Regions from separate parts of the Homo sapiens genome. Here region 1 is linked to region 2. Evidence: chromatin contacts called from ENCODE Hi-C or POLR2A ChIA-PET data. All regions are on one chromosome and are shown on one strand. The core of a region is the stretch at or near the end of the contact, and the rest is flanking DNA. Distances in the headings are between cores, read along the strand shown.

Evidence for each region. Hi-C counts contacts between places; a loop is a spot of excess contacts on that map. ChIA-PET counts read pairs that join two places held with the same protein, here RNA polymerase II (POLR2A). Pooled maps may share reads with other maps.
Region 1: a map of CD8-positive, alpha-beta T cell shows a loop between it and region 2 (23-fold over the local background). The contact joins the promoter of ARL6IP6 here to the promoter of RIF1 in region 2. A Hi-C loop is called at or near these places in 4 of 168 maps with a recorded cell type or tissue (CD4-positive, alpha-beta T cell, CD8-positive, alpha-beta T cell and naive thymus-derived CD4-positive, alpha-beta T cell) and 12 of 50 pooled maps. POLR2A ChIA-PET finds 5 or more read pairs at or near these places in 1 of 52 experiments (BJ).

What each region holds. Positions count from the first base shown.
Region 1 is chr2:152,717,004-152,720,242 of GRCh38, forward strand. It overlaps ARL6IP6 (ARF like GTPase 6 interacting protein 6), which reads left to right and starts at 1,617. Exons shown (of 4, transcript NM_152522.7): 1 at 1,617-2,021. The coding sequence starts at 1,622. PRPF40A (pre-mRNA processing factor 40A) reads right to left here and starts at 458. Exons shown (of 26, transcript NM_001365597.4): 1 at 227-458. The coding sequence starts at 436. RefSeq lists enhancers at 158-457, 1,006-1,711, 1,178-1,247, 1,268-1,357, 1,588-1,787 and 2 more and a silencer at 858-957.
Region 2 is chr2:151,405,746-151,411,253 of GRCh38, forward strand. It overlaps RIF1 (replication timing regulatory factor 1), which reads left to right and starts at 4,157. Exons shown (of 36, transcript NM_018151.5): 1 at 4,157-4,288; 2 at 4,669-4,782. The coding sequence starts at 4,679. RefSeq lists enhancers at 3,068-3,766, 3,767-4,465, 4,070-4,229 and a silencer at 3,070-3,364.

The sequences.
Region 1 (3,239 bases), core at 367-2,866, 1.3 Mb after region 2:
ACCTTCACCACGCATCTGTCTAGGCCAAGCCCACGGGGAACTTCCAGGGTCTCACATCCTTCTCTTTGTGCATTTCCACCCTCCACTTCTCTCCCTCAGAACATATCCCACCATCTCGAGTTCTTCCTTCGTCCACTCTTATCTTCTTCTCCTTTCGGAGAAAGCTTCCTGTTTCTCACTCCGTTTTTCATTGTGCCGCCTTCCCCCTGCCCCACTGATCCCTTACCGAGGGCCGTCTCCTCAGGAAGCCGTCAGCAGAGACCCAAGAGCCGGAGCAGAGGCTTGAGCCGGACAATCTCCGCTCCCCGTCCCCAGGACCCTGCGAGGGAGGATGGCTCTCCATTTCACTCACCATGAGGCCTCCACGCTCAGCTCCCGTCCCCGGCCTCATCGTCGGGCTCAGACTGCTCCGCCGGCGGCCACTGCCGCTACACATACCAACAAGAAGCGATCTGAGTGGCTGGCGCCCACTGGGGCTAAAGGTTAAAGGCTGCCCTGCGCTACGGGGCGGGATCAGCGGGGCCAACAGGCTGACGGGCTTCCCCGCTGTCCAATCAGAATGCGCCGCCGACACGCAGCTCTGCGGCGATTCGCCCCCAGCCTCAGCCTCACTCGGCGTCGCCTGCATGGGGGGGGGGGAGGAGGAGGACGGAGGAAGTTTCTGCGCCGAGTCCTCCGTCGGGAAAACTCTACCAACTTCCCCAGGGGAAGGGAAGACAACAGTGTCCCAGCTTCCCGAGCTTAGACCGCCTCACCCCGTAGGGGGTGGGGCAGTGGGGGTCTGCCACCTTCACCCTCCCCGCCCGAGTTACGTACGCCCCACAAACCTGAGGCCGCCAGGGGTAGGGTGGAGGGGGCGGGGGTAAGCAGCCTGTAGTGTTAGCGGTGGCTGGGACCGAATGCGCGCGCGCGGTGCTCGAGGCGGAGGGGAGGAGGCGGGGAAGGCGAAAGGAGGGGTTCGGAGGAGAGGGTTCGATCTCCGTACGCACCAGGTGGAGAGCGCGCGCCTGGGGAAGGAGGCGTGTCGAGTAGCGGGAGGGAAGTTGTAGTACGGGTGGGGAGAACCACACTAAAGGGAGATGGGGGTGAGCAGTTAAGGAACCGCGAGAGCGCCAGGTAGAGAGGTGCCCTTAATGGGGGAACCTGGAGAAGAGTGTGAGCGTAGTGGGGAAGAAGGGAGAAGACAAATAGGTTCGGGAATGTGTCTCCGAGGGCGCGAGCGGGCGCTAGGACCCGGCGTCGAAAAGATGAGGCTTTGGGGCTGTCGGGGCGCGCGCTCCCGTTGGTGACGCGGGGGTGGCGGAGGTCTCCGGCCGGGACGAAGCCCCGCAGGGAGTGGATACTCGACAGCCTTCGGCCTCCGCTCGCTTCTCCCTGCGCGCTTTCCTGCTCCCCTTTCCGGCTACAGCCCTGGGGTCGAGCTCTGGTCGAAGCGCATTCCGCCTCTCCTTTGGCCCTGCGGCTTCCTTTGCAACCCGCCGCCCACCCTTGCTCTCCGTGGTTTACCCCTGGGCTCTGAGGCCTGGTGGTAGCGGCCACTGCCGCGGATTGGCTGTTGCGGACCCGGGGCGGGGCAGGTGGGAGAGGCTCGTTCTCCGCGGGTTTCGTTGTGTTTCGCGCCATGTCGTTTGCTGAGAGCGGGTGGCGGTCGGCTCTGCGGCGCCGCGGTCCCGGCACCCCGGGCCCTGTGGCTCGGCCATCGTATTCCTCCTTTACTCAGGGGGACAGCTGGGGTGAAGGCGAAGTCGACGAGGAGGAGGGATGCGACCAAGTGGCCCGCGACCTGCGGGCGGAGTTCTCGGCTGGGGCGTGGTCAGAGCCCAGAAAGCGCTCGGTGCTCCCGCCGGACGGGAACGGGTCGCCCGTTCTGCCCGATAAGCGCAATGGTATCTTTCCCGCGGCCGCGGGCAGCAGAGCCCAGCCTCGGCGGTGGCCGGTCCAGGTCCTCTCTATTCTCTGCTCGCTGCTCTTCGCCATTCTTCTCGCCTTCCTCCTCGCCATCGCCTACTTGATCGTTAAAGGTATTGAAGCCGACGCCTTGAAAGTCTGTCCAGAGTAAAGTTGAGCCAGGGTGTGGCTCTCGTCTCCACCCATCTCCCTTTCCCTCGCGCTAAGCCCTCAGGCTGGCAGCTGCTTTCACCCAGAGTCCTCATTTGCATCTTACTTTGCTCTCCCGCCCTTTGCCTTTTCTAAGTGGAGCGTCCTGATCCATGATCAGGAGACGTATTTTTAAAAAGGATCGTTTGATTAAATGGGTACTCTTGAAGAAATATCTTCAAGTCCTTGAACACTGGGGATGAAATATTGTGAAGATTAAACAAAATGCGAAACACCCACCATTAAAAGGAGACAGTGAAAAGTGCATATAATTAAAATAGGCCATGTTCAATGGCCTTCATCCACAAATAAAGATGTGCTGTCCACCAATTCCTCTACACAGAATCTTGAGGGACAAAGATTTTCATCGCATAGTCCAAATTTCTTCTTTTATAGGTAAAATAATTAGCCTCTCAGTTTTTAAGTTTGTATCCAGGTGTAGTGCACGGAGTTCTGTTGCAGAAAGTATAGTCCACTCGTCCTCTAATAATTTTGTTTTTCTGTCTGAAGTTGAAATATTGGCCGGTTGAAGTTTATTGCAAGGCATACGGTTGTATAATTTAGTTGGCTAGTGTATATTATAGTGGAAAGAAGCAGAGTTAAGTTTAAATTTCCATTCTCACTAGTTTGTGACCTTTGCCAAGTTACTGAAAAAAAAAAAAAAAAAAAAAAAACAAAAGAACTTTGTTGTATGAAAAGCACCCAAAACATTGTCACTGAAGTGTTATTTTTGTACTTCATTAAATATAATTAAATCTATTTAACTCCAGTTTTTATTTGTCCTCATTGCTTCCCAGCGTTTAGTGGGCTACAGATGGCATGGCATCTAAAACCTTACAATGCTTGATTTTCATACAGAAGACACTTTGGCCAGTTGATGTGGGTTTTACCTCTTCATAAAATGGTAAACTGAATGTGCATAAAATGCAAGCTGTCAGTCTTAAATGATTGGCTGCCAATGTTTCATTTATCATTCCCCTCCCCACTTTTTTGCCCTTTTTTGCAATTCTGATAGTTTTGTCTCCTAGGTGGTTTATTTCTGTTTTGCTCGGAGACATTGCCTTTGTATCATAAAGTCACAAAACCATGATAAGTGGAATTCCATTGCAGAAGACATTGAACTGTGCTTATTTGGAAGAATA
Region 2 (5,508 bases), core at 2,907-5,406:
TGAGATTGTGCCACTGCACTCCAGTCTGGGCAACAGAACAAGACTCTGTCTCGAAAAGAAAAAAAAAAAAGATAAGGCATGTATGGCACCAGGCACTCAATAAAAACTTTTTTTGTTTTTTTTTTTTAAGAAATAATATGTTTAGGTGTATTTAGGCTATAAATTGAGATTTTAGATACACATTGGTGGGTAGATCTAAGAATTATTGAGAAGGGAGAATCATTAGGACCACTGGGGACAAGTAAGAGAAAGGAGTCATTGATAGATATAGATTATAGGCTTGACGTTTGCTGAGTAATGTGTGCTTAATGTGGCTGGGCATGGTGGTTCAAGACTATAATCTCAGCACTTTGGGAGGTTAAGGTGGGAGAATTGCTTGAGCCCAGGAGTTTGAGACCAGTCTGAGCAACATAGCAAGACTCCATCTCTACAAAAAATAAAAATTAGCCAGGCATGGTGGTGCATTCTTGTAGTCCCAACTACTCAGGAGGCTGAGGTGAGAGGATCACCTGAGCCCAGGAGGTAGAGGCTGCATTGAGCCATGTTTGCACCACTGCACTCCAGCCTGGGTGACAGAGCAAGTCCCTGTCTCAAAACAAAACAAAACAAAACAAAACAAAAAAACATAAATGAGGAAGTTAGAAAGGAATATTGGATTGCAGATATAAGGCATCTAGAAAGGGAAGATGATCTGGGGAGAAGAGATATAGGATTTAGAGAGGGAAAGATAGAAATCGTGTATTAGTTAGATGATAGATGGATGAATTAATATATGAACAAATTATTTCAAATTATATTTATTGAGTGCTAGGTACTATGAATTTATTGCCCAAAGGTAGCAGATCCATGAGGGTGGCTATAAATATTTCTATATAAATTTATATGGAATTTCTATAAAAGAGAAGTTTTGGGGTAGCAACCAAGTTGTAAAGGTGTGTGAAGAGGGGTCTGGGTGGGGAAGGGTATTTGTTTTCATTCTGTAATCCCTTAGCACTCTAGATCAGATTGAGAAAATGTCAAATAGGAGGGAGGGGCACTGATGAGATGAGATTACAGATGGAATTAATCCCCATCAGGATAACTCTCAACTCTGCCACTGCACTCAAACACCTATAACCAAACAATAATAAATTAATGAGATACTCATTTTATCAGATCTATAGCATGATAGGAGGGAGGCAGGAGCATTTAATTCTCCATGAAGAGAATGTGTGTGGTTGGAGAGTAGATGAGGGAAAGATTTCACAAAAAGGTGTGATTTTAGTTGATTTTTTTTTTTTAAGATGGAGTCTTGCTCTGTTGCCCAGGCTGCGATGCAGTGGCACAATCTTGGCTTGAATCCGCCTCCTGGGTTCAAGCGATTCTCCTGCCTCAGCCTCCTGAGTAGCTGGGATTACAGGCATGCACCACCACGCCTGGCTAATTTTTGTATTTTTAGTAGAGAAGGGGTTTCACCATATTAGCCAGGCTGGTCTTGAACTGACCTCAGGTGATCCACTTGCCTCAGCCTTGCAAAGTGTTGGGATTATAGGTGTGAGCCACCTGACTCTTATTTATTACTCTTGAAGAAGGTAATTAATATTCTAAATACATGCTCTGAATAAAAGTCTTCAAAGACACAGAGAAGCTGGAGATCTTAGCAGACTGTTCAGAATCTGATGAAGTGGGAGTAATCTGGAGATGAAGGACAAGCAGTGGCCCAATCATGATAGGCTTGCATGTTATGTCAAAAGTTTTGAAATCCATCCTGTTACTGATGGGAATGGCTGGAGAACTTTAGGCACAGGAATGACAATGATAAAATCTTACATAACATTTTTGAGCTACTTATAAGGCTGAGGCAGGAGGATCATTTGAGCCCAAGAAGTTCAGGGCTGCAGTAAGTCACAATCACACCACTGCACTCCAACCCAGGTGACAGAGCAAGGCCTTGTCTTTAAAAATAATAAAATTTAAAACATAACATTTTTGGAAGATCAAAGAACCATACATATGAAAGAAATACAAGCAACATGACCACCGTAGTCCTTTCATTACAAATGGGAAATTATGAAAAAAATAAAGCAAAATCCCTGTTCTCACAGAATTTATGTTCTAATGAATGGGTAGAGGCAGGCGTGGTGGCTCAAGTCTGTAATCCCAGCACTTTGGGAGGCCGAGGCGGGCTGATCACGAGGTCAGGAGATCAAGACCATCTTGGCCAACATGGTGAAACCTGTCTATACTAAAATACAAAAAATTAGCTGGGCGTGGTGGCGCATGCCTGTAATCCCAGCTACTCGGGAGGCTGAGGCAGGGGAATCGCTTGAACCCAGGAGGCGGAGGATGCAGTGAGCTGAGATCAGGTCAGTGCACTCCAGCCTGGGTGATAGAGCGAGACTCCGTCTCAAAAAAAAAAAAAAAAAAAAAAAAAAAAAAAATATATATATATATATATATATGTATATGTATATATGTATGTGTGTGTGTGTATATATATAAATATATGTAAATAAATATAAATATATATAAATACATATAAATAAATAAATATATATATAAGCATACTATGTATGTACTGCGTCGTTTGGCAGTCATTTTGCTAAGTGCAGATGACACAAAGAAGAGCAAAAAGCAACATCCCACTTCTAGAGCTGAGAGTTGCAGCACATGTGAGTGAGGGCTCAAATCCTGGGCCAGGAACCCATGATGGAGAGTTCCATTGCTGCTGGGCTTCATGTGTCTGATTTAGAGTTAATGCAATCCTGTCTGTTGTGGAGAGTGCACGAAGGCATATGAAAAGGGGAGAAGCAGACCGGGCGCGGTGGCTCACGCCTGTAATCCCAGCACTTTGGGTGTCCGAGGCGGGTGGATCACGAGGTCAGGGGTTCGAGACCAGCACGGCCAAGATGGTGAAACCCCGTCTCTACTAAAAGTACAAAAATTAGCCAGGTGTGGTGGCGGGCGCCTGTAATCCCAGCTGCTCGGGAGGCTGAGTCAGAGACTCGCTTGAACCCGGGAGGCAGAGGTTGCAGTGAGCCGAGATCGCACCACTGCACTCCAGCCTGGGCGAAAGAACGAGGCTCCGTCTTAAAAAAAAAAAAAGGCGGGGGAGGAGCAGCATATTCACAGTAAGGAGAAATGACTGTCATTGTGTTTACTGACGTTTCTCTAGGGAAGAAGCCCTGGCCAAATCCCACCCTTCAACCCCCCAGGGGCCTAACAGAAGAATGCACATCCTCGGGAGCTACCTAAATCTACTGAATTACAATGCATATGGGCGGGGCCCAGGAATCTGCAGTTTAATAACGAATATCCCCAGGCCATTGTTATGTACGCTTAAGACCTGAGAACCATTGGCCTCTCCAACCTTTTCTCACTTCACCTATTAAAAGCCCTATTTTATAGAGGAGGAAATTGAGGCATAGGTTAATTAACTTGCTAAAGTCACATGGAACCTAGACCAGCTGGAATCTAGACCAGCTTGAGATACAGTTCTTTTCTTTTTCTTTCTTTCTTTTTTTTTTTTTTTGAGAGACGGAGTCTTACTCTTACTCTGTCGCTCAGGCTGGAGTGCAGTGGCGTGATCTCGGCCCACTGCAACCTCCGCTTCCCGGGTTTAAGCGATTCTCCTGCCTCAGCTTCCCAAGTGGCTGGGACTACAGGCGTGCGCCACCACACCCAACTAATTTTTGTATTTTTGTTTTTTTTAAGTAGAGACGGGGTTTCACCATGTGTTGGCCAGGCTGGTCTCGAACTCCTGACCTCAGACTCGGCCTCCCAAAGTGCTTGGATTACAAGGTGTGAGTCACCGCGCCCGGCCAGCTCTTAGTCTTAAACCCAACAGTACGTTATCTCCTTTTGCTAACTGATTTGTTGCTAAAACTTCAACAAGCACTGGACTTGGAGTTTGAACACTTAGTCTGAGGGCCCACTATGTTCAGTCTAGTGAGTCTGAGCAATTAACTCACATTTTGAATTTCAAGTCTCTCGCCTTAGGCAAAACACCACCACCTGATGCTCACCAGAGGGGCGTGACGCGGCAGCTGGGCAGGGAAGGGATGGGAAGGGATGGGAAGGGAGGCGATCGATAACTCCGGTGTGCCGCTGACTGTTGGATTGGCTCGAACTTCTCCCGCCAGGCCTAACCTACTCCCGCGCACTCCTGGGCCCGCCCAGCCGCCATCTTGGTCTAGGAGGGAGCGCGCCGCACGCGTGAGTAAACAGCCGGAGCTGGGAAAGTCGAGCTCTGGCAGCGTCTGGGTGCTGAGGGGCAGAGGCGGAGAGAACCCTGTCCTGATCTTCCTAGGTGGGATAAATATCGGGGTGACAGTGGTAGGCCGCGGGGAACCCTCAGTCTGCCCACCCTCCGCCCCCTCGCGGCGAGATGCCTCGTTCCCCGGGCTTCTCCCGCCCTCCGCCGATCTCCTCCCTCTGTTGAAAGCTGCCCGGGAAAGTGGTGGCGGGAGCGGGCCCAGGCCCGAATGTGGCGTGGGCTCAGGTGTCTGGTGTCGGGCGCCGGAGGAGGTTCGCGCTGGGGTTTGGTGATTCGGAGGCCTGGGGTGCAGACGCGGCGTGGCTGTGAGGCCCGGGCGGGCGTGCGGGTGTGAGGGCCGGACTCACACTGGGCCGCCGCGGGGCTGTTTCCATCGGTCACTGGATTTTCTCCTCTTCCGGTTCGGGCCTCAGGGTGGCCGACATGACGGCCAGGGGTCAGAGCCCCCTCGCGCCGCTGTTGGAGACTTTGGAAGACCCTTCTGCCTCCCATGGAGGGCAGACTGACGCTTACCTGACTCTGACCAGGTGAGGTCCGCCACGGGGCGTAGCGGAGAGTGGGGCGCTCTATAGTGGGGAGAAAGAAGGTGGTTGGGAGGGGCGCGTAGAATGAATGTGAGTTCTAGAAGTCTAGCAAATGTGAGGACGCCCGAGTCGCGGACGCCTTGGGGGGCGGGGGAGATGTATTCTAGGTGACGTTCCCGGGTACTGCTGCTGCTGCGCTTGAGGTGTGTGTTTGGAACGAGGGAGCATGCACGTGTGTTTTGCAAGCGAGGGATTTTTAAAAGTTTCGGTTGGAAGTAGTTGTTGGAGGAGGGGTCTTCAGTGTAAACCTCCGATGTGTTGGGAAAATGTGGCTACCCAGAGTTTTTTTAACAGAGCAATACACTGATTTTTATTAATTGCAAAATGCTTCAAAGTAATTTTCATAGAAATGTACTAAAGTTTTGTAAAACCCTTTGGAAAGGCTTAGCAAATCGTTAGTAACTAGGAATAGGGATCCCTGTTCTGTCTTTTTGGAGTCAGGTTGTCACAACTTGCATGTACTCGATGTAAAAACTTATTCTGAGGGTTTTTCTACTTTCATTTCTGATATATATTGCATTATATATTCTGTATACCCTTAAGGACCTTACCTACTGGGTCAATTCATTTGCAGGAGTTAGAAAGTAATTTTTAAAAAGATTGTACATGTATTTTTGAGAGTATTTTTTTTTTTCCTGTCAACTACTTAAACTTGTGTTCTTCCTGCTT